Linked DNA regions of Homo sapiens: region 1 is linked to region 2. The links are chromatin loops, found by intact Hi-C in ENCODE. Cell type or tissue: mammary epithelial cell. All regions are shown on one strand. Links, peaks and the distances in the headings refer to the core of each region. The heading gives the core; the rest is flanking DNA. Region 1 overlaps LOC105370777 (a long non-coding RNA gene). Region 2 overlaps GPR176 (G protein-coupled receptor 176).

Evidence for each region. Peaks named below come from ENCODE experiments on the same cell type or tissue, not always from the same donor. Only the 100,000 strongest peaks of a DNase experiment are listed, where the experiment ranks them.
Region 1: it touches region 2 in a loop (11-fold over the local background); 1 of 110 quality-filtered maps calls a loop at or near these places.

What each region holds. Positions count from the first base shown.
Region 1 is chr15:39,182,102-39,194,673 of GRCh38, forward strand. The region is part of intron 1 of LOC105370777 (a long non-coding RNA gene); the gene reads right to left. Among named protein-coding and RNA genes, the nearest start is that of LINC02915, 62 kb to the right of the region's middle. In mammary epithelial cell, for the core only: no CTCF peak of the experiment used is centred there; DNase peaks (open chromatin) are centred at 2,770, 3,100, 7,020 and 9,990; H3K27ac peaks cover 5,323 bases.
Region 2 is chr15:39,867,382-39,879,953 of GRCh38, forward strand. All of the region lies in intron 1 of GPR176 (G protein-coupled receptor 176), which reads right to left. Among named protein-coding and RNA genes, the nearest start is that of GPR176, 47 kb to the right of the region's middle. In mammary epithelial cell, for the core only: a CTCF peak has its summit at 7,760 (motif pointing left); a DNase peak (open chromatin) is centred at 10,510; H3K27ac peaks cover 1,092 bases.

The DNA.
Region 1 (12,572 bases), core at 2,496-10,495, 690 kb before region 2:
GGTGTTTAACTTTGAGCACATCGATGGACTCAAGTTTCTATTTGCAAAGTCAGACCACAGAAATTAAGTTAATTGAGACATGATGGCAAAAGAATTTCCCTTTGGGGATGAGTTTATAAGCTTCTCCAGTCTTTTGGGATGATTGGCACATCTTTTCTGCCTAATCCTTTCCCCGTACAAAAATGAAGGAAAAATGATCTGCTATGGAAGAAAGAAACAAAGGACTGTGCAGACATTTGATTATCTTTTAAAGTGAGAGATGAACTAAAAACCATGTAATGGCCTCTTTAAGTGAATGGTAGAGAGGAAAAAAAGCTAAAGTTGAAACTAGCAAATCTTTTCTTCAGAAAAGCAAGCTGAAACTTTGGTTGAGTAAATAAAACCTGCTATAGCTTATATTAGAAAAGCACATAGGGAGAGTAACCAAAATAAAATTTGCATCTAAGAGTTATCCATTAGTTAGAGGTTTGTATTTATCATTTTCAGGCTTTGAGTTATATGGTGCTTGTGTATTTTCAAATCTTTATTTGCAAATTGCAGTGCATATGGTGTAGTGGGGAGAACAGTGGGCCTAGCACATAGAGGGGCCCCAAAAAATCTCAGGTAAAAGAATAAAAGTCAAGTAACAAGAAGATTGTCCAAGTATCACTTATGTATAACCTTGGAAAAATGATGTAACCTCTCAGAGCCTCAAAATCCCATTTTGTAAGATGCTGTCTGCCCAACTCAAGAGGGTTATATAAAACCCAAATGACATAATGCATATTAAAAATATATATATTATAAAGCCAAATTAAATGTGAAGTATAATAGTAATATTTTGTAACAGAATTATGAAACTCACTAAGTTCTTATTTAATAAATATCTATTATATATACTATATGTGATTTTTTGTTTTCCTGACTTTTGATATTCTGCAGTTTAAAAAGATGGATACACTTCACTGTAAAATTTTAAATGGAAAAAATGTTTTAAAAAATTGAAATTCCTTTACCTGATCCCCATTCCAAATACATTCTCAGAGACAAATCCAGTTGACAGTTTGATATATAATCTTACTGATCTCTTATAGCAGGTATGCCATATAAGTTGTATATATTATTTTTACAAAAATGCAATTACACTATACATATTGCTCTGCATTTCTCAGTAAACAATATCTGATAGATACCCTTTGATCTCAGCACATATAGATCTGCCTCATTGTTTTTAATGGCTTCATAATATTTCATAATGCCATTATTTCTCAATAATTCACAGCAGATGACTAACAGCAAAATTGATTGCATCATTTTAAATAGGTTAATGGTGTGGCTAAAGAATCATTACTTTTTCAACAGAAATGCCATTTTCATGATTGGCATTTCTAAATCCTTCAGCGTCAGAGAAGATTCTAGAACTTCTCATTTGTGGCTAGTTTCAGGGTAGAACAGCTCTTCTTCCTTGTGTCTCACCTGAATATCTGCTGTTCAGATATTGTAAGACTGTTTACAAAATATGATTTGGCAGAGTTTCCTGGATAATGTTTTGGGCAGAACAATCAGTCCTGGTTCCACCTGTTATGATGTTAGGAAAAAGTCATTAAACTTCTCAGTATTGTGCCTTTTTCTTCTTACACAACAGTGTTCCAGAGCTGCTCTTAACCCCTTCATGGGATTAGTGTGAGACTCAAGGAAGTCATGGAGGTGAAAGCCACTGGGCACCTAGAGAGATGCTACAAGGATCCAAGAGGCCATCTTGATTCCACAGTTAAGAATGCCTTGGGAGCTATTTGTCCCCATCCTCTCTCTGTGAGCGCACATTTAATCGCTTTGGAAACCCTATAAGACAGGCATTGGTATCTCCAGGTTTTGTAGATGAGAAAGTGAAGCTTCGGGAAATTAAGAAGACTACCTAAAACCCTATTCGTCTTAAATGGCAGTGGAGGGCTTTAATCCCGAATCTACCAGCTCCACATTCTGTGTTTATTCAACTAAGGAAACCAAGTCTCCAATGGTCACAGAATCAAGGTGGCTTTCATCTGGCAGTGGTTTCAGGTGAAGTTCCTGGAATCTTACTCTTGGCTGATGGCAGTGCTTCCTGTCCATGGCTTACATCGAGCCCAGAGTATATTTCTCAGTGTGAAATGTGTTCAGGGTCTTCAGGAGGAATAAGCTGGGTACTTACAAGTTTTTATCACATTATGGCCATTCTCATTCACATTAGAGTTAGGGTGGCCCAGCATATGAATTTGAGGGGTTCTGTGGAGCTTTCGTTTCTCAAGTGGGCTTTGCCAAGCACAATGAAGAGGGCAATGTCCTATTGCCAAAGTGTACCCTTCTGGGGCTACATAAGCCTGATGAAAAGTCATGAAGCAATGTGTGGAGCTGCATGGTGGAATGAGAGGCAGTGTTTTGCATTAATTGAGAAGAAGCTATTTCTTTAACTCCCCTCCAAAAACACCTGTCATTGAAGACATTTTCTAGGTTTCACAAGGCAAAGAGATTCCCTAGACATTTTCTAGGTTTCACAAGGCAAAGAGATTCCCGAGAGACAATCTGGTTGTTTGAGTGCCCACCACAGGCCTGTTAACAAGGGAAATAAAGGGTCTTCCTTGCCAGGCATGCTGATGCTGTGAGCTTCTTAACTGAGTCCAGTTGTTCTGTAAAATTCTGAGAAGGGTTGTGAAAAGGGTGATTACTCAGGTCTCACTTCCCTGAGGTGAGGAGGACACATACTGACAATAGCCCAAGAGGATTCTAGCACAAAAAATCCAAAAAGGGCAAGCAATGACCCTGGTTATTCCTGCTGATGACGCCTCACACAGAGGACTCACTCTGAGTAACAGCAATAAAATTGACAATAGAATTTTACTGTCACAATGTGAGAGTTGCCTTTATAGATCATTTTATTATTTGTTCATTTTCAGAAAAAATAGATTGGGCCAACTTCTGAAAACAATATTACTATTTTTCCTAGATGCACTCCAAATTTAGGGTTGCCAGGCTGTCAACTGACCTGCAGCCTTTGACACAGTGAGCATGGAGCAGTGGGACCCAGATTAGTGATGCCTGCTTGTGGCTGTCAGGGCCTGTCATCGTGGGTGGTTAGGCTTCCAAGCCTCCCAGGCAATCCGTGAGACATGGACTTACCTCAAACCACCCACGCTTGTCTGGCTCCTGCAGGTTGGCATGCTTTGACAGCCACTGGGTGCCTGGGCCACCAGGAAGTCCTGCTGCTGCTCTGCCACTGGCACTGCCTCTCCCCATCCTCATCTACATCCATAGAGATGGAAGTGATTTGCATGGGAATCCCACCCTGTTCATCCTCTAAATTCATGTGCATTCTCAGGAGCTAAACAAGCAAAGGACTGTGTTCTCACCTGTATCATTTGTTCATGTAACAAAGATGTTTAGAAGACTGTTGATTATCACCCCCTCCAGTCATCATTCTCACACTAATCCTAGCAGTTGGTGATCTGGAGAACGTTCTCAATCTTCTTGAGTTTTACATTTCCATCCTCGAAAGAGGAAAGTGCCTCACAATGTTGTTCTGAGGTTTATGTAATTCTCTGAAAGTGTTTATAAAGTTTAACAACATAAGTTGTTTTTTAGTGGTACTAACAACCAACTAGTATTGGATTTGCCCCATCCATCCAATATTGTATTTACACAAAGTAGAGATTTTACCAAAGAGAGTTATGCAAATCTCTGCTCTATTTGCTGTATCTTTGGGGAGATCTGGCTTTCAAAATATCAAAACAGGAGAATATTGCTTCCAACCACTGATTCCTCTGGCAGACTTTTCACCTAGAGGGAACGATCTGTCCAGATCAGTTTAAGCTGACTTGGAGCTTTTTCTCACCTTCTCTTAGATTCCATCTCTGTGAGAAAGAACCATTGATGGGCCAAGCTGTGTGTGCTCAGTTGAGAATGTTGATTCCCAATACTTACACTTCACCCCCATGAAACTCAACCCTCGGGGATATTCTCCCAATGTATCAGCGAACAATTCTGGATGGAATAAGTCAGCATGTTTTGGTCCTCTTTCTTTTAAACCTACCTTAATGATCTGAACCCTTTTTATGAGCTATCTACTTAACAGTCATGATAGTAGGTTAAAAATAATCTTAATGAAAAAGAAGATATTTTATTGTCACAATGTAAAATTTGCCTTTGTAAATCTTTATCTATTCATTTTCAGAAAGAATAGATTGGACCAATTTCTAAAGCCAAAAGTATTATTTTTCCTAGATGCATCCCAAATTTAATTGATGTAAATTGATATCCAACAATTTTATATGTTTAGCAACTTGGACAATTTTACAGAATGTCATTTAAAAGTGGAATTCTCTAGAAAAGCTCCAGTGGAAATGGCATGGTGTTTTATTATTTGATGACGCTATTTTTGTATATGATCCTATTCCCCGTTGTGCTTTGGATTCTGGTTGAGATTTCAGCGTTGATTTATCAACTTTCTGGTACCCTCTGCTCGACATGTTCTGTTTGCTCCTCTGGATCCACTGCCTCCCCTTCCCCGTTCTTCCTCTGCTCCTGGAGACAGATGGGTCTGTGTAAATAATATCAATGGCTCGCACTCCCTTTGGCTTCCAGTTCTCTTTGGGCAAATGGGAAGATGCAGCAGGAGATGAGAAAGAGGAAAGAGAGTGAATTCAGAGAATGTGTTTCCCCAGTCCTTCCCCGTGAGGTCACCTCCGGCTAGTTGTGCGTCTCAACAGAGACCTGTGGTCCTCTCAAGGCAGTGTGCTCTACAGGACTCTCTCTTCAGGGTTCCAGACCCCACCCTCCTCAGGCCTAGAAGTAATATCTCTTAAAGGTCTCCTACAATCCCACTTTTGTAAATAGTCTTCAAAATAAATGTTTCTTACATTACCCTATTTTGAATGAACCATCCATTCTAAGATTTTGATTGAAACAGACTCTCTCTCTAGTTCACATCTTTGTATTTTTTCTTTTATTCTGACTTAATCTTTCTCTTATAAATTCTCTCTTTTTCTTTTTTTTTTATTGTATTTTTTTTTTTTGTAGAGGTGGTGTCTTGCTCTGTTGCCCAGACTGGTCTCAAACCCCTGGCCTCAAGTGGTCCTCCTGCCTCAGTCTCCCAGAGCACTAGAATTATAGGCATGAGCCACTGTGTCTAGCCCCTTTTTATTTTTGAAATAACCTTATAAATATTTTGTTTTAGTCTTGCTTTTAGGGGAGGTGAGATATAAACAAGAAATAAAAAGAAATAAAATTTTATTTATTATTTGGGACTTAAGACACTTCGAATCTTTTGAAAGACAAGGTAGAGATGAGCACCTCAATTTAAAGATATTCAAGGACATCATCATTACCACCATCAACAAAAACCATGTAGTATTCTTTTAATATAATCTAAGCTCTGGAATAAGCAATTCATATCCACCATGGAGGCCTCAAAGTGATGTCATGAAGTAGGTGCTACTATTTCTCCATTTTACAGATGAAGACAGTGAGGCTTGGAGGGGTGAAGTAATTTATCCAAGGTCATACAATTAGCAGTAAGCCAGGAATTTAACAGAATTAAGTCAAACCTTTGTAGTACTGAGTTAGAAATAATCAGCTTTCTCTACTTTTCTTAGTATGAATTACAGCACTCTTGAAAACTAATCAGTAAAATAGATAGACATTCTAGAACAAACTGTCAAATCATTATCACTACTATAAGTTTAAACTCTTCTTACCAATCTTGATTATTTTCCTTTTTAAACCATCCTGAACCTTAATTAGAATTATAGCTCTTCCTGGTCTTTTATGCTTAGCCTTTTGACAACCCTTCCATCTGAGTGTCTCCAAGGGTCCTATCTCTAAGCTGTCTACTTTCATTCCTTTTTAGCTCCATTATTGGTGATCTATTTCCTCTGTTAGGCTCTTCAACCCTTTCAACTGACCATCTTCGGCAACTTTTTAAGACAGGTATTTTTCTGTTTCCTACCATCAGCAGCAACTAGAGGCAAAAAGAAACTTGCTTCTGAGAACATAGATGCTGATCAATCAGAAGCCAAAACAATTATTTAGCTTTATTCTTATTCCCCTTTTCATCAGCGTTCTCTCTTATGCTAATTTGAAATAGAGACTTTGACTTAATAGGAGGCCCATGGCAGCTGACCTATTGGAGGAATACCCTAACCAAGACTTCAGATCAAAACGCACTTCATGGTGGAATACAGTCAACCAAAGTTCTCACAAGGTTTTTGAACACCAATTTAAATGGCTTTCATTATAACCTTTTTAGGATGATGGATGTAACACTGAAATTTTGTCTTCTAACCATACAATTTCACCAGCAATATTCAAGAAGATTTTCCAGACATCTGTTTCTATTTTTCTCTTTATTTTTCTCAGATTCCCTCTAAGCTCATTGGCTGACCTTGACATCACAGCCAAGCCCTAAATGAAAGCATTTTATCACTCTCCATTTTTTTCCAAAGAAGGTCTTGAGATTTTATTTTCCAAGCAATAACAGATTCCATTCCTGAGACTTCTTATCATATCTTTAGCCACATCATAAATAACTCGAATTTTATATTGACAAAGAAAGTTCTATTGTACTTTTTTTTTTTAAGAAACATGGTTAACAAGCTGAATAGGACCCCTCATTACTTTATATAACATGGTCGGTATAACTTCTTTCTGAACTATGATGACAAGCAGAAAATGGGGCATATTTGTATTTAAAGTATAAATTAGTCAAAATTTGAGCTGAAATTATAGCAAAGGAATTGTCAAGTTTGAAATGCAGTCTGATGCCCTTGAAAATAATGAGAATATAATTAGAAAATAGTACATAAAATTCACGGGTCTCAGAAGATCAGCTACAGAAGGATCACGTCATCCTAGGCAGAGTGTCTCAAATGTGTCTTTCAAATTGTTGCCCCTGAAGAAGTTCAGTGATGTATCCAAGGTCACATACATGGATTTCTGCCTAAGTGAACCTTCTTCCTGTTTTCCTGGGCACCGTGTCTGAGAACTGACTGTCTGACTCATTCTTTTCTAAGCCCTAGAGGGACAAGGTTATGCAATTCTCCACAGGTATTTTGGCAGCTTCTTAGGATATTTGACTCAGGCCTCATCTCCACTCTTCTCTTAGGAGAGAATACGCACATTCTATAAGGGACATTAGACCACCAGAGAAGATGGTTACTCCCACAGCAGGATAACAGCCTTGTGGGATTAGAAGGCCACCATTCTATGATCCAGCTTCAGATGAAATTTATTGAGCACCTACTATGCATCAAGCACTGTGCAAGGTGCTCCAACAGAGACTATCTTTCTTGGCCCAGGAGGTTGACATACCTAACCTGATTCCACCACCAATTAGCACTGAGACCTTGGACCAAACTTTGAGTCTGTTTTCTTTCTATAAATCTGAAGAAAAGTTACCTGGCCTTCTTATCTCCTAGAACTGTTGTGTGGGTCAAATGAACTAATAAGTGGCAAAACACTTTCTTAAAATGTTATTGAAATATAATGTACATACAGAAAACCACATAAGTGTATAGGTGGATACATTTCACAAGCTAAACACACCAGTGTAATCAGTGCACAGTTCAAGACATGGAATGAACATTACCCCATGAGTCCCCATCTAGGAACAGCCCCTCAAAGGGTAACCACCATTCTGACTTCTAACAGGCTAGCTGTTTTGCCTGTTTTTCTACTGTACATAAATGGAGTCATATGCTATAAGCTTTTTGGTACATGGCATTTTTTGTTCGGAATTATGCTTGTGAATTTCATCCATGTTGCTGTGTACTTTTGTAAGTTCTTTGTTCTCATTGCTATGTAGATTCCATTGTACGAAGAGACATTTTATTTCCCACTCCATTGTTGATGGACACTTGGATAGTTTCTAGCTTTGGTCTGTTCACAATTATAAACATTCTAGGACACGCCTTTTGGTGAACATATGTATTCATTTCTATTGGGCATATCCTGGAAGTGGAATTCCTGGCTCCTAGGCTTCATGTATATTCAGCTTTGGGAGATGTTGCCAAATGACTTTCCAAATGGTTGCTCCAATTGACATGGCCAATAATAGAACCTGAGAAATACCAACATTAGGTATTTTTAGGATTTTTTTTTCATTTTAGGTAAGTAAATTATTTCTTAATATAATTAGATTACCACCATTTTGAATGACTCATCTCAGGGCTCATCATATTAACACAAATAAATATTTCATATATTTGTACTGTGTGTCTGAGGACATTTTATTATTCAATTGTGGTATATGCAGCATCTGGATCTACGAAAGTTAACCACAATTAGGGCCACTGGAATATAACATCCATATTTATGCTATTCTATAGAAATCGGACATCCCAAGCTTGGCTGAATTAAAATATGCATTAAAATATATATTTCTCAACTAGTCTTATGTCCTAGCAATGATTATTTTAAAAGTGTAATTTAACTAAATTAACTAGCAAGTCTGGTATCTCAAGGTAAAGACTTTTGGCTTGAAGAGCTTCTCTAGAAGGTAAGCTTTCAGTTCGGAGGAGCCTCAGAGACCCTTCAGCCTACTCTCTCATCCTATAGGTGAGTAAATTGGGGTCCCCCAAAAGAAAGGACTTACTCGTGACACCGGAGCTACTTAGTATCAGAGCCAAGACCAGAACCCAAATCCCCAGAGCCTCCCTTGACTTTTTATATCGTCCCTGCCTCAAACTGGCCAAGGTTTCTTAAATAGTTAAGGAATAGATGCTGCTACACAGTAAGTGACCACAGAGGAAACCTCATATGGACAGGACAGCGGAGAGAAAGGCCTAGGTGAATTCAGTGAAGACAGAGCAGCTATCGCAGTTGACTGTTCAGAGAGGCACTGGGGGAGAGCGGTGGTAGAATATTCTGTTGGTCCTTCCCCAGGCTGCCAGTGAGTGCAGACCGGAGACTAGACAGAAAGGTCTCAAAGAGCAGTCCTGGCCAGTCACAACCCTCCCCAGCCACACATTCCTTCTGAAAACTTCCTCTGAGGTCTTCTCCTTCCCACCACAGAGTTCTACCATTTGCCCAGATTACTCTTCCCACAACCTTCTCTCATGATGCTCCTGCCTTCACCCTGCTAATTCCTGCACATCCTTCAGATCTCAGTGTCTTCTCACTCCAGAGCATACATAATCATCACATCATTCCTCCCCATGCTTGGCACTTGTTAAGTCCTCAGTAAATAATGAGGAATGAATGAATGAATGAACATGCTATCCAGTGCAGTCCTTGTATAGTAATAGAGGCAGAAGTCCTTGCCCTGGTCAACTTACCATAGTTTCTTGTTCTTTGTCAGGGCACAGGAACAAAGGAGGGGGTTGTTGATATTGTTTCTTAAATAACTTAAAAACCATCCCCAAGTATTGATTCTAACCTACAAGCAGAGTTGAGAACCACTGCTTGGGGTAATTGTTATCATTTCTGGTTGTATGTGAGAATATTTATTATTTTTTTAAATAACCTTTATACAATCAAAAGGAAATTTTTGAGACTTTCAATTTTTAAGTAATTTGAGACTTATGTAACAGTTGCAAACAAAGATATATTTTTAATAAGAAGAATAAATGAGAATGGACCTCAAATTTTTAATTTTCTCAAAGCCTAGAGTGGTTTTGTTTCTCTGCTCTTCCCAACGTACTCCTGCCTACTACCACTACCCTCACCAGCAAAGACAAATTAAAAGGAGTGGGGGAGACAAAATGAAGCAAAACAAAACAAAAACCTTCCATTATAGTGTGGTAGAATGGCCAGAGAAGAAAGGAGACAGTACCAAGCTAAGAGGGAAAATATAAAAACAAGAGGATTAGATGACATCAATGCAGTGGTTTTGCTCAGAAGACAAGGAATGTTGGAATGTAGATAGCAAATTCCTGTCCTGAGGGACAAGTTTCAATTCTGTAACTGTTAGACATGAAAATACAATAGGGCTTAATCTTACCAAATATAGATCCACCCTGGCCAAGTACAGGTATGTACCTTTGTGTAGTCATTTATTTGCCCTTCCCCTGCCCACTGCTTTCCATTAGCACATAGTGAAAATCTTGCCCTGGAAAGAAAGGAGACTAAAGCAAAAAGTGAGTTAACACATTGGATTCTTCTGACATAGCTTAGACAGTTCCTCCATCATCAATCCCCTTAAGTCATATTCAGTGAGTGTTCTGCTGGCTGGAAGGAGTTAAGACATTTTCCTATTAATATCAGGTGGCAAATGATAGGCCAAGAACATCTGATAGTTTTTGCTACTCTGTAAAGTTGAGGTTTAGCATCCAAAAGTAGTTACTTTCCTTTCAATAGAGAGGGAGGAAGAGCAGAGTGAATAAAACAGGAGCTGGAGTCTTGCCCATGTAGTTCTATGAACCTGGACAAGTTGTTTCACCCCTCTGTGGCTCAGTGTACTCATCTACAAATAAGGGTTACAATAGTACCTACTTCAAGAGTTGCTAACGGGACTTAATGAGTTAATTAATACATGTCAAAAGCTTGGAATTGTGCCTGGCACATAACAAGGGCTCAAGATATGTTAGCTGTGATCATCATAGTTATACGCTTGGTTTAGCTATAAATTCTTATTTTGAAACTGCATTCGTTTCAGTGTAAGTGAAATATCAGGAAACAATTTGAGCATAATGTAAATGCCAAGTTTACTCTCTGCAATTTTATCTGCAAAAAGTATTAGATGAACCCAGGAAACTGCACTCAGCTGAATTGAGCTATGTGGGATCCACAAAATCCACACATTCACAAACCTGAGACGCCTACCAGCTAGTGTAGTTCACCATGTGTGTGATGGGCCACACCCATCCACAACCATCGTTATAACTTTTGATCGATTTCAGATAATCTCCTCACCATTTTGCAATAATTTATCAACCGCAACCCTTCAGATACCCACTTCCACAAACAAATTTCTATCTTTTTTTCTATGAGTGTTCATTGTCAACCTTCAGGGTTTGAGACACACTGTCAGGAAGAAGTCCTGGAAAGCGAGCACAGTAAACAGGAAAGACAGAACTTCTGTTGGTCCTCATTTCAAGATGGTGCCTGCATGTTTCAAAGGTCACCAAGCAGAACGCCAACCCACTGAAAATATTGCATAATGCATAAGGGCAGAACAGAAAATTAGGACCTAAGTGTTCAGTACCAAATATATTAGACTTTTTCTTTCCTTAAAGTATATTCAGACTGAGATTCCTAGAATTAAAACAGCTTTTAACCACAGAAGAGTTATTGTAACCTTAAATTTCTGGATAAAATTCAGAGTGAAATATGTGCAAAACAAAATTGAGATCATTCCTGAATAACCAAGTTAAGCCTTTTGAGGCACTGAAAGCAAAACCCTCTCTGTGTGTCTTTATCTCTCCCCCTCCCTTTCATACACACTCTTCAAACCAATACAAAAAAATTACTTAAAGAAAATATAGGCATGTAAATATATAAAATAAACTCTAAGTAAATCTAGAGTGTAGGAAATTTTGAGAGTACAAAAATAAGGAATGCACAAAATTTAAGCAAATTTCTACCCCCATTGCCCCTCCAAATGTAGTTTTACAATCTGCCTGCAAATGTTTATCAGTAAGAAGAGAATGCCTAATGGATCAGAAACCTGATAAAAACATATTCAAGTAGAAAAAATGTTTTCCTCTAACTAAATAGTACTGTATCCTAGGGATCAAACAAACAAACATAAAGATAGTACACAGCAGAGGCTAAATGCCGCCGCCCTGTTTGTTAGTTGATGACTTCCTGATCTCAGTTAAGAAAAGTCAGCTTGTGCTGCTATGGATCTTCTTAGAAGGTAGAAAGAAACTTAACCCCATGCAAAGCCCCATGAAATTCATTTGCAATTACCTAAAGCTCCCAATACCCTGAAGTCTTATAAGGAACACTACTTCATTTTCAATTTACAAACAAAATTATGCATTAAATTCCTGCCATCTGCCACATACTGTGCTTAAATGCCATGCTCACCATTACTGCCTGAGAACCACGGTGGTGGGAGCAGGAGGCAGCTCTGCTCTCCTGAATTCAGAGCTTGGACTTAGCCTTCATCAGAGCTGCTAGCACCACTGGAGAGCAGCGTTTTCATGAGCTCTGGGAACATCCAGGGCATGTTTAGAGAAGTGATCAAGACTCCTTCTTGGGGGGTACCCAGGAAGGTAGTCTCTGCCCTGAACTTGGCTCTTTTCTCAGAGCAGACTATGTGACATTTAATTTCTTCACTGAAAAGAAAGATGTGCTGTTTATAGGGCCAATATAACCACAGGAAATAGCAGAAATCCTGAATTTAGAAATGGTAAAATTCCTGAGAGTTGAAGGCTTATTGAAGACTGTGAAAGATCATCTCTGGAAACAGTAGATAGGAAGCCATGAATAAAGCCAGTATCAACCATTGTTATGGGGATGAAGCTACAGGACAGGTCTCACTGGCCTCAACTTAGACTTAGCTCCAGAGTCAGCTAATATCTTTCCCAGGAAGAGAAACTTGGACAAGATTCAGCATAAACATTATCCTGGACCTTGCTGGGCATTCTTCTCTTAACAGAGTTCATCTGAGCCTTCAAAGC
Region 2 (12,572 bases), core at 3,082-11,081:
TAAGTTAGGCAGAGAAGGATGGGAGAGAAGACAGCAGACACACAGAGAAGGACATCGGGAAATGCACAGCTGGCCAGGAAATGCCAAAGTCATGGCTGGCAGGAGGGGAGGTGAGGGGCAAGCCAGCTGGGAAACGCCTCAAAGGCCCCAGGGTTTGAACCTCACGCTGGAGGCTACTCAGGGCCAAAGGAGGATTTTAGGTGGCTGAGTGAAATCAGCAGATGCGGGGTGGGGAGGATTTTAGAACTGGAGGAGCAAGAGACAGGAGGGACAGAAATCTAGTTAGCACCTCTCCCCAAGACGTGAGTAAACAGCGGAGAAAGAGCAGATCCTGGAGGCATATTTATGAGGTCAAACTGACAGGAGAGAAAAGAGGAAAAGAGTGAAGTGAGGAGTGGACACAAGGCTAAGGCAGAGTGGGGCCCAGAGTATCCCGACCACCATCTAGACTGCTCAGGACCATCTATGATGAGGGATGTGAACTACAGCAACTCTGCTCAAGTATTTTGGAATAGGAGACAGTTTGAGTGGCTGGAGGGCAAGATTTTACATGAGGTTTGAAGTCTCTTTCAATGTTTATATTATTACCTGGATTCCAGCTATTTTCTCAGGCTGATCCAACCAAAGCCTAAGCCATGATGCCACCTGTTAAGATAATAAATGACATCTTACTAGATAAGTGGGATGGGGGGCTGGAAGGACCTTCTACCATCATTAAGAGATAGCTAAGTGCAAAGGGCACCAGGAATGAATGAACTGAGTTTTACACTGGTGCAAGGAGAAAGCAGGAGCAGGAAGCTAGCAGCAGAACAAAAGTCTGGGATCACGAACAGCCACCCACAAATGGGTTTCTCCAGGCTCTTGGAGTCCTTGTCACTTTTTTGACAAATGTGACTGATGGTCAGGAGCAATGTGATTGGTGATGTGATCAGAATACAGGCAGCAGAGTGGTTTTTCTCAACAAAGGCAGTCCATAAACCAGCCTAAAAACAAGCAGGGTCCCCATGCTGACTGTGAGTATCAGGCAGCTTCTAAATGAAAGCAGGGCAGAAGGGGGATCTTCTGATTTTAGTAAGACATACAAATGAGATACGAAGTAGGAATTAGCAACTTGGGCACATCTTCCCTGGAACTGGCACATGGCTAATCATGGTATCTAGGTCAGTCAAAGAGGTCACTCAAAGACAAACCAATGCTTTATGCATACAGTCATTTTTAGAACTACTTTGCCAAAACACTTGCTGTGGGTTTTTTTATTGGACTTTTAGGAATGCTCAGGATAAAGGCTTTAAGAGAGACATCTTTAATTAGTGCTAACATTAGCCCATTAACCCAGCGGTTACAATGAAATGTGGGGGACAGACCAAAATCTCAGTAACCATCAGCTTCCAGTCCTTGTGCAGGGGCTACCTGGACAGTGTTGTGCCCATACGAAGGGGCAGGAGCCAGGCCAGTGTCTGTCCTCTGCAGATACCTGAAATTCACCTGAATGACCTGTCCGATGAGGTAACAGGTCTGGCTTCATAAAAGAGTCTGAGGTCACCGGAAATGGGAAATGGGCTTGCTAGTGAAGTAAGAAATCCCCCAAATACAGCCTAGGCAACAAGAGCAAAATTCTGTCTCAAAAAAAAAAAAAAATTCCCCCAAATAAGTGCTTAGTCCTACAGAACATTTTCTGAGACATCTGAGTTTCCAAAAGCACTGTGTATACACTCCCCTCTGCATTCTGTTCAAGTGGCAGCACTGTCCTTCATTCCCACAACTGCTTTTTAAAAAAAAAAAAAAAAAAAAAAGAACACTGTGGTGAGCTTTTTATTTTGCTATTTTAGGGTCCATCATTTTACTTTAAAAAGGACTCTATCATGGGTATTTTGGAAAATACTTAGGTTAGGTGAAATAAAAAATACCCTATATCTTTTCCTCCATCAAACTATTTTAAAAGAAGGCAGAGATTCTTGGATCTGGAGTCCCAGACACAGCAGTTGAAGCCACAAGAGGCAATGGCAAGGTGCTCATGACATCGCTACCGAGCTGTGGAGAAGAAACAGCTTTGTCATGATGCCGACCTCGGGCAGGTGTCTCAGCTCCCAGAGGTGCAGCCCTGAGCCATCAATCCTCCCAGACAAGAGCCACTTGTCACAAGCTGTTTACAGAGCACATCTGTGGCCAAATTGTACTTCTCCATTCCTTATTTTTTTCTTCTCTCTTCTCCTCATCTTCATTTCCTCACATTTTGTTCCCTTTTTAATCCCTTCATTCTTTTGTTTCTCTCAATTATTTATTATTTTATTATTTATTTTGAACTCTTGTTCAAAGGCCTACTGTCTCTTTGCAATAGCACAATATTAATCCTTTACCCCAATCACATTTGATCCTTAGAAATATTCCCCATTTTGTTTGACCTCTTCCAACTTTATCCCCAAATAGTCTCAGTGCATATTTTTTTTAAAATGTAGACATCATAGATGTGGGGTGGTGGTGTCCCATTAGTATATCTAGAAGTAAACACAGTTATTAAAGGGTAGTTTCCTAGGACTGCTAAAAAACAAGTTAACCACAAATTTCATGGCTTAAAACAACACACATTTATTCTCTAACAGTTCTGGAGGGCAGAAGTCCAAAATCAGTTTCATTGAGCTAAAGTCAAGGCGTCAGCAGAGCCAGTTCCTTTGGCAGCTCTAGGGGAGAATCTGTTTCCTTGCTGTTCTGCTTCTGAAGGCTGCTCATGATCCCTTCCTCGTGTCATTCCAACTTCCTGCCCCCATTGTCACATCTCCTCCTTCTGTAGTCAAATCTCCCTCCCTGTGCCTCGCTCTCACAAGAACATTTGTGATGACATTTAAGGCCCACCCAGATAATCCAGGAAAATCTCCCATCTCAAGATCCTTTATTTGATCACATCTGCAAAATCCCTTTTGCCATATAAGGTAATAGCCACAGGTTTCAGGAATTAAGACATGGATATCTTGGGGGCCTACTACAGGGGGGCTATAGCAACTCCATCCATTTCTATTCCCTTCAAGAGAGCAGCAAAAGGGAATGACATCATTTAAAGGATAACCGCAAATCTCTTCCTATTAGAAGAAAATGATAAATTCCAGTACTTTATTGATAACAGATTATTTGTGATATCTTACAACTTATCTTTACTTATCAGTGTGTCATAACACCAAAACCAGAAAACTAACAAAATGGAGAATTGGTGTGGGAGGCATAATTCTAAATTGAGCCCCCCAGATTCCCAATCCCTGGTCTACATACCCTGTATAATCCTCTCCCCTTGAATGTGGGTGGGACCTGCGAGTATGATGGGATGCCACTCCCTTGATTACACTGCATAATATATGAGACTCTGTCAGAGCCCACTGACTGAGATTCTCCTGCTGACTTTGAAGTGAGGTGCCATGCTGTGAGAGGGCCCTCTCACTACGAACTGAGGAAGGGTTTCTAGGAGCTTAGAGTCCCAGGTAACAGCCAGCAAGAAAATGAGGACCCCATCCTAGAATTGCAAGAAATTGAATTCTGCCAACAACTTGAATGGGCTTGGAAGAGGACCTCAGCTAAGATAATCTCAGATAAGATTGCAGCCCCCACTGACACCTTCATTTCAGCCTAGTGAGACCCTGAGCAGAGGACTCACCTTACCCATGACAGAATCCTGGCCCACAGAAACTGACATAATACATTTGTGTTGTTTTAAGTCACTAACTGCCAAGCATAATAGAAAACTAATACAGTTGGCAAGCACAGAATTTAAAAAGAGAATTGTAAGGACAGACTTTGGGAGGGTCAATAAACTATCTGAAATTATATGAAAATTTTAGAGTACGTGTGCATTTAACTAAGGAATGGGTTCATAACTTGCATCATATCCTCAACAAGCCAGTGGCCCAAAACAGATGAAGAACACCAAACTGAGGTCTAATGGAGCAGTCAAAAAATAATATTTTGAGGTTCCAATCTGACATGATATCAAAGAGTAAGAGAGTTCCATAAAGAAAAAGTGGGGACTAATAAACCATTCTTTGTTAATATCCTTCCATCTCTTATCACACAGGGCAAGGTAGAGAGTGGAGATGTAGGAGTATGTTTCATTGCAAAGTATTTCTGTAGAGAGAAATACAGTACTTCCTCCATCCCTCAGGGCAGGATTCACTGCCTTTAACAGAACTAGTACACAACAGACAGTGCTCACCACATGCTCAAGTTGCCTTCTTCGATTGTCACCTTGACCTCATCCTCATGGCCCCTTTCCTAATACTCTACTGTAGTTCCTCACCGCTGTATGGCTAAAAGCTTCAAAACCCTTTCCCAAGCTTCCCTAAATAAACTCAAGAGTATCTGCACGAACTTTTCCACCCATGCAGGTGACCAATGACTGATGGAGTGATACCTTTCTATTACTTGATTTCCTAGCAACCAAAAAAGTCAACCTGCCTGGGAATCTAACTAATTAGGATTTGAATTCAAAGCACATACATTCATCTAATGTCAATACCATGCTATGTACTGATCCCTACTGAGTGACCTAAAAGCTAAAATGGAAAGACATTCATAAATAAACCCTGAATTAGCAAATTAGATTGCTTTTTAATGGGAAAGGGATAATGAGGCCAATTTTATCCAATTCAGCATTTATTTTCTGAGCACTTACAAATATGCAACCCACTGAGTTAGGCTCTATAGAGAATACAAAGATTCCTAAAACAAGTTCCTTACATTCCCAAGGTTGGAATATGCTGGTGGCAGCTGCATGAAAATAACTCAGTAAAACTCTTTTAAGGCAAGAAGAAATAAGTTGTATAATAGAGAGATAAACAACATTGTAGGAGAAAAGAAGAGGTATGAAGTCTGACATGGTGGGCCTTGAAGAATGAATAGGTGAGGGCATTTGGGATGTTCATTCCAAACTGAAGCAGGATGAAGTCAATGGTGGAGAGAAAGCTAAACATACACGATGTGTACAGAGAAGATGGGGAGTATGAGAAGGAGGAGTACAGGCTGACAACTGGATACAGCAGGACATGAGGCTGGACACAATAGGACATCCCTTGCAGGATGAGACCCAATTGTTAAGAGATCAAAATAGACCAACTTTATCCTCTAGGTAATGAGATACCAGGAAAGGACTTCACTGTGTGGTTGTTGCTGCTGCTAGTGTGTGTGTATTAGAGCATTCTTGCAGTGCTGTAAAGAAATATCTGAGGCTGGGTAATTTACAAGAAAAGAGGTTTAATTGGCTCACAGTTCTGCAGGCTGTACAGGAAATATAATGTCAGCAACTGCTTCTAGGGATGCAGGCACATTCATATGATGAAAGCAAGAGCAAGAGAGAGAGTTGGTGGGGAGGTGCCACACGTACCTTTAAAAGACCATATCTCACAAGAACTCACTCACTTTTCGCAAAGATAGCACTAACCCACGAGGGATCTGCTCCCATGACCCAAACACCTCCCACCAAGCCTCACCTCCAGCATTGAGGATTACAATTCAACATGAGATTTTGGTGGGGACAAATATCCAAAATATCTGTGTGTGTGTGTGTGTGTGTGTGTGTGTGTGTGTGTGTGTGTGTGTGTGTGTGTAATCATGAGAGTAATAGAATCCAAACAGTGCTTTAAGAAAATAACTTTGGTAACAGTAGGAGAAATGGCTTGAAGAAGCTAAAGATCAGAGAAATGAAAAACAGTGAAGAGTCCATTCGAAAAATACAGGTGCTGATAGCTAACATATATTAAACATTAAGCACTATACTTGTATTGTCTTATCTGATCTTCAAGACAACCTCACAAAGTAGGTACTATAACTAACCACATTTTCTGCCTGAGAAAACAGAGGCTTAGAGAAGTTAAGCAGCTCTCCCAAAGTCATAAAGCTAGTGGGTGGAAGGAACAGGTTCTTAAGTCAAGTTTGACTCCAAAGCCCAAATTTTTACTACACTGTTTCTCAGGTAATAAGGTCTGGACTACAGCAGTGGCAAGTGATAATGGGAAACATTTCAGGGGCAGAATCAATTTGGGAATGAGAAAGAGGAAGAGAGAGAAATCAAATATAACCAAAAATACCAGCTGTGCGCAGGTAGGGATATCACAGGCCAAGATGACAGCATAGAACCGAAAACTACAACACTGGCTGCAGCAAATGAAGAGCTAATCTGTGAATTTCATGGGTGACCTAGGCTCATACATTAGCACCTCATTCTATGAGAAATTAACCAGCCATGGGCTAGTTTTTCTTTTCTTTTTTTTTTTTTGAGACTAGTTTTTCTTATTAATATATATTCAATAGAAGGTGAAGTAGCTTCCTAGTAGACCAACCAAGTGGGAGACACTGACACTTATCTATGGGCACCCTGCACCTTCACCATCACCACAAGCCAGCCCCCACGATTGTCAACCAGTCATTTGTCTTTCATCTTATTCTATTCTTGTCCCCCTTTTGGCCATTCTATTCATTAACTACATCTTTATCACCAAGCAGAAAAGTACAAAGTCAGATGGTGAAATTCAAGCTGATAAAAATTTGCCCCTGCTAAGTGTTTCTGATTAAAGATTTTCAAGGGCAGGTTTTTAAATTACTGTGCAAAAAGGAAATCTATGAAATCAACTAGCCATGCTTCCCCCAAAACCTAATGACATGAAGAACTCAAAATGTATTGCACGAAGGTTAGGTATTGAGAAGATGTCTGTAAGTCTCAAGTGACTTACGTAAGTCTGCAGTCTCTATATGAGTTTCCACCAAACAGGTGGGTGACACTTCAGAGTTTCAACACCAGTCATCCTCCTCTTCTTTTCATTGATCTTCCTTAGATTTGGGCATCTTTTTCCAAAATTGACCTGTAGTGTGGTAAGTAACTCCCCTCAATAGTAACTCCCCAAGAGTTGACAACCCCTCAGGGGTTATGTCAGATGCTTACCAATGACATCTCACATGGATGATCTGCTGATGGGAACAGTCATAAAGCCTGTGATACCATCCATTTTCACCAGACCAAACCTTCTCATCTTCTCCAAATATTAGCCTAATTGGCATCTTTTTTTTATATTGACAGAGCTTTATGCAATAACAAATTCCAAAGTTCTTCCTTCTCCTCAGTCACATTTCTTTCATCTTGCTATGTATTGTTAGCTGCATTGAAACAGTAGTTTACATGTGTTACATGGTCTGCAGTTTGTCATTCAGAAACAATCTGGTGTCAAGTGATTCTTCTCTTGCATACTTAGGGAAGTCATCATTGTTGCTTCACCTTTTATCATCTTTACTTTCTTAAAAGTCAATAAGACTTGGAGTAATAGAATGTTTCTTATTATCATTGCTTTCCATACACCTTACATGAGGTTAATAATGTCACAAAAATGCTTAAAAATTAACTGCAATTCCAGCTGGGTGCGGTGGCTCATGTGTGTAATCCCAGCACTTTGGGGGGCCAAGGCAGGTGGATCACCTGAGGTCGGGAGTTCAAGACCAGCCTGACCAACATGAAGAAACCCTGTCTCTACTAAAAATACAAAATTAGCTGGGCATGATGGCGCACGCCTGTAATCCCAGCTACTTGGGAGGCTGAGGCATGAGATCACTTGAACCTGGGAGGCGTGGTTTGTGGTGAGCCAAGATCGCGCCATTGCACTCCAGCCTGGGCAACAAGAGCGAAACTCCATCTCAAAAACAAAAACAAACAAACAAAAAATTAACTGCAATTCCAGCAAACGTGAGTCTACCATAGACTAACAACAGAACATGGAGCCCAGTACACAACCAATACTGCCATCTGTTGGTGCCAGGCAGAGTTCACTCACTTTTGTTTGGAATAATGGCTTTGTTTCTACCTGTCAAAATTAATAGTTTCAAAATTCCTAAATATGGGAGCCACTATCTCGCTTTTTGAGCCTGATAAAAGCAAAAACCAACCGTTTCTAAAAATGTCTTAGATTATCATGACAATACAAATTGGAATTTCTATTGTTTCTTTGACTACAAAGAAATAATTTGTTTGGTAAGGTGTTTTCAGATAAATACTTGTCTTTGCAGAATCCATGCTAGATGGACAAATATTTTCATATCACTCTTGGAGCTGACACTTTAAAGCATTCCTGGAGAACTGCATATGTTCTCACATACAAGCAAAATTGACTCATTTGTAAATATTGAGCTTTTCAATGCTATCTATTCATAGACAATCGGCAGTATTAGGAAGCCCACTGGATCAAGAGTCAGCAAACAGATTCTTATCCAATCTGCCACTCAGTTCCATGAGCTTGGTCAAATCCTGACTTGCAATTTCTTCATGTAGGAAATGGGGTTTTAGTGCCGAGCCTCCTTACCTAATGGGTATGTTGAGAAAAGTGAATAACATATGTGAAAATGTTTTTAAAATCATTAAGTATGATAAAAATTTAAAATACTCCCTTTATCATCTTGCTTAACTCAAAGAAGTTTCTTCCACATACACAAACCACCACCTGTCATCATCTGACTTATTTGGTGTGTACTTTTTTGCAATATTTTGTAATCTATTTTTATTCCTCCCAATGTTTAACTCATATATATATATGAGTTTAAATATATGTATATATTTAATTTACATATATGTATATATTTAATTTAAATATATATATGTATTTAACCTGGGTGTGGTGGTACACACCTGTAGTCCCAGCTATACAGGAGGCTGAGGTGGGAGGATCACTAGAGTCCAGGAGTTTGAGACTGCAGTGAGCCACGATCCTGCCACTGCACTCCAGCCTGGGTGATCCAGCCTGGGTGACAGAGTGAGACCCTGACTCAAGAAATACATATTTTTAAAAAAAGAAGAAGAAGAAGAGAATTGAGCAGAAGAATAAAAATAAATGCTTCAGCTGCATAAACATATAACTTCTTTCATGGTCCTACTAACATATATTCAAAATTGATAGTAAACATGTGAAATAAATAGCAGATGCTACACTTCAGGGAGAATTTCAGGAACCTCTTTTTCCTTTGAACTTAAATCCATTGCTACTACCCTCTTGTGCACAGCGAACTAAGGCCTAATAAAATTGGATTTAAACACACCTTCTCTCTCATCTTCTTGCATACAAGATCAGTATGAGCTGCAATTCTCAAAGTGGTGTTCTACCAGTTGTTTCAGTGAGGGATATAATGTTAATGATGTTGATGTTTATGTTAATGTTTATAATTTAATTTCTATTGCTATTATTATGGAATGGCCTATCCAGTATCTCATGAAAGCTATTATTTTTCTTAGCCTATTTTCTGGTAGTAAATTTTCACAGTGAGAACATGGCAAAACCCCCTCTCTATAAAAAAAAAATACAAAAATTAGCTGGGTGTGTAGTCCCAGCCACTTGGGAGGTGGGAGGATGGTTGGAGCCCAGGAGGTTGAGGTTGCAGTGAGCTGAGATCCCACCACTGTACTCCAGAGCCAGACCCTGTTACAAAAAGAGAGAGAGAGAGAGGGAGAGAGGGAGGGAGGGAGAGAGAGAAAGAGAGACAGAGACAGAGACAGAGAGAGAGAGAGAATGAAAGAGAATAGGTGATCTACATTATCTTCTGTTCCTTCAAAGTAGTCTTAGAATCAGGGGGAAAAAATAAGGTTACTTCTTCAACTCACAAATAGAGCCTTCTTTACTAGTTCCAGAGCTTGGCTGCCTAATTTGTTCAATTTTATTTTATCCTATTTTTCTTAATAAAGCAATTAAAAGTCTCATAAGAAAACCCAATTATTGAGTCTAGCAGCTCTGAAACACCTAAAAAAATCCATGTTGGTCCTCAGTGCTATTTATATCCTCCCTTCTTTCATTCCCTAGTTTGCTGTCTCATCAGGCTTGGGAAGATCTCTTTTATCAAAGTTACTGTTGCCAGAAAACACAAAAACAAGATGGAGGACAAAGCTAAGAGGAGAATAAGTTTCTCCTCTCCCCCAACCCCAGCCACACTGATACGTTTAAGTGAACATCCCTGAACACACTCATTTATAGTCATATTCACCCCAAATTCCCCCAAATCCAAATGTAGGCAAACACAAAAGATGTTCCATCAAATGTGAGCAAATATTTTTCTAAACATTTTATTGCCTTGTATTAAATTAGCATTCACCTATGAACTAGGTCGCAGATGCATCAAGCCCAGGACTCCTGGCTCCTAATCACATGCTCTTCTTCTTCTTCTTCTTTTTTTTTTTTTTTTGTTTGTTTGTTTTGAGTTGGAGCCTTGCTCTGTTGCCTAGGCTGGAGTGCAATGACGGATCTCAGGTCACTGCAACCTGCACCTCCCGGGTGCAGGCAATTCTCCTGCTTCAGCCTCCCAAGTAGCTAGGACTACAGGCAGACGCCACCACACCTGGCTAATTTTTGTATTTTTTGGCAGAGATGGGGTTTCACAATATTAGCCAGGCTGGTCTCAAACTCCTGACCTCAAGTGATCTGCCCGCCTTGGCCTCCCACAACACTGAGATTACAGGAGTGAGCCACCGCACCCTGCCCCAACTCCATGCTCTTTCCATTACTCATGCAGTATTTCCCAACAGAGATGTTCAAAACAATGACACAGCCGCATTTTCCTTCACTATAAGCACTTCTTTCTTCCCAGCTTTACTGAAGTATAACTGAAAATAAAAACTGTATATATTCAAGGTATACATGATGTTTTGATATACATGTACATTATGATTACCACAATCAAGCTAATTAACATATCCATCACCTCCCATAGTTACCTGTGTGTGTGTGTGTGTGTGTGTGTGTGTGTGTGTGTGTTGAGAACATTTAAGATCTCTCTTGGCAAATTTCAAGTGTACAATACAGTATTACTAACAGTAGTCACCACATTGTACCTCAGATCTCCAGAACATATTAATCCTGTACAACTGAACCTTTTTACCCTTTGACCAACATCTCCCCATTTCTCCCACCCCTGACAGCCATCATTCTACCCTCTGCTTCCATGAGTTCAATGTTTTTAGATTCCACATATAAGTGAAATCATACAGTACTGTCTTTTTGTGGCTGGCTTATTATACTTAGCACAATGTCCTCCAGGATCACCCATGCTGTTGCAAATGACAAGACTTCTTCCTTGTGACCAAATAATATTTGTGTGTGTGTGTGTGTGTGTGTGTGTATCACATTTTTTTATCCATTCATCTGTCTACAGACACAGGTTGACTCTATATCTTGACTACTGTGAATAATGCTGCAATGAACATAGGAATGCAGTTATCTCTTAGAGATACCAATTTTATTTCCTTTGGATACATGCCCATAAGTGGGACTGCTGGATCATATGGTAGTTCTGTTTTTAGTTTTTTTAAGAACCTCTATATACCCTTTTCCATATGGTTGTTCCAATTAATTTACATTCATACCAGTGTACGAGGTTTCCTGCCTTTAGTTGTAAAACCACTTTAAAGCTCTTTGGATAATAAAGCTCACTATTATTCTAAAGAAGAGAATAAAACAAAAAGTAAATGACCAGAGTGACAGTCAGGGAGGGGTGGCTGGCCGAAAGGCCAACACTGAAGAAACCCCTATGTATTTAGGCACTGAGGACACGGTCCTTCCTGAACATCACAGATGAGGTAAGATGAGAGTAGGCGTTGCTGGATGTATGTATATGTGGCTAGGCCTGAAGGGTGGTACACCTTGGTGAAGATTACTGAGAGGTTACTGAGTGCTGTAATGATACTACAACAGTACCGTAAGTGCCACATTTAATGGAAGAAAACTAGAGAACAAATGGGTCAACTATCATTTTACAGACTACTGGGCCTACCCCTCACTTAAAAATAAGGAAAGTGAGGCCTTAAAAGTTTAAGTGATTCGCCCAGGTCCATAAAGTAGGTTAGAGGCAAAGCTAGCCTAAAACCCTGTTTCTTAACTCCCTGTCCAGTACTAAAACCTTGACCAATGAGGGTGTTGCTGCTTGGGAGCCCACTTAACCTCCTTCAGTAATGTTGGAAAAATATGGTCCCAGGAGCCACACAGCCTTGACTGGAACAGGTCAGTGGTCATCAGCTGATATTTAGATGCCTGTGGGAAACCTAAAGCAACTTCATCCCAAAGGTCTATTGAAATGTTCAGGCCAATTAATGCCACCACACTTCACATCCTTGTCATATGTGCAAAACTGTACTCTCAAACCCTCATGCCCATGCTGCTCAGAGCTCCCCCTCCTTGACCTTACTCCCCTTTCCTCTCTAACCTCTTACTGGACCCTCTGCAACTTGTTGCATGACAGGACTAACACTTGACAACATCGTGCCTACCTCACAGACCTTGGCCTTAACCAAAACCCAAGGGCCCGCTTCCCCACTGGATGCTGTGCAGTCTCCTGGGCACCCCACCTCGAAGTTGGGAATAAGGTCATCCTATTCCTCACTCACTCCCTATTTGTACATCTAACACACTGCCCTTCTATATTTATATAAAATCCAGACTCCTTTAACTCCTGTCATCTGGTTACATCTCTTTCTACTCCCTCTTTGTTTTTGTAACCTATCAGCCTCCAGGTAACTCCTTCTCATTTGCTAAAGATTTTAGTATCTGACTCATAGCCTCTGTCCCACCCAGGCCTTG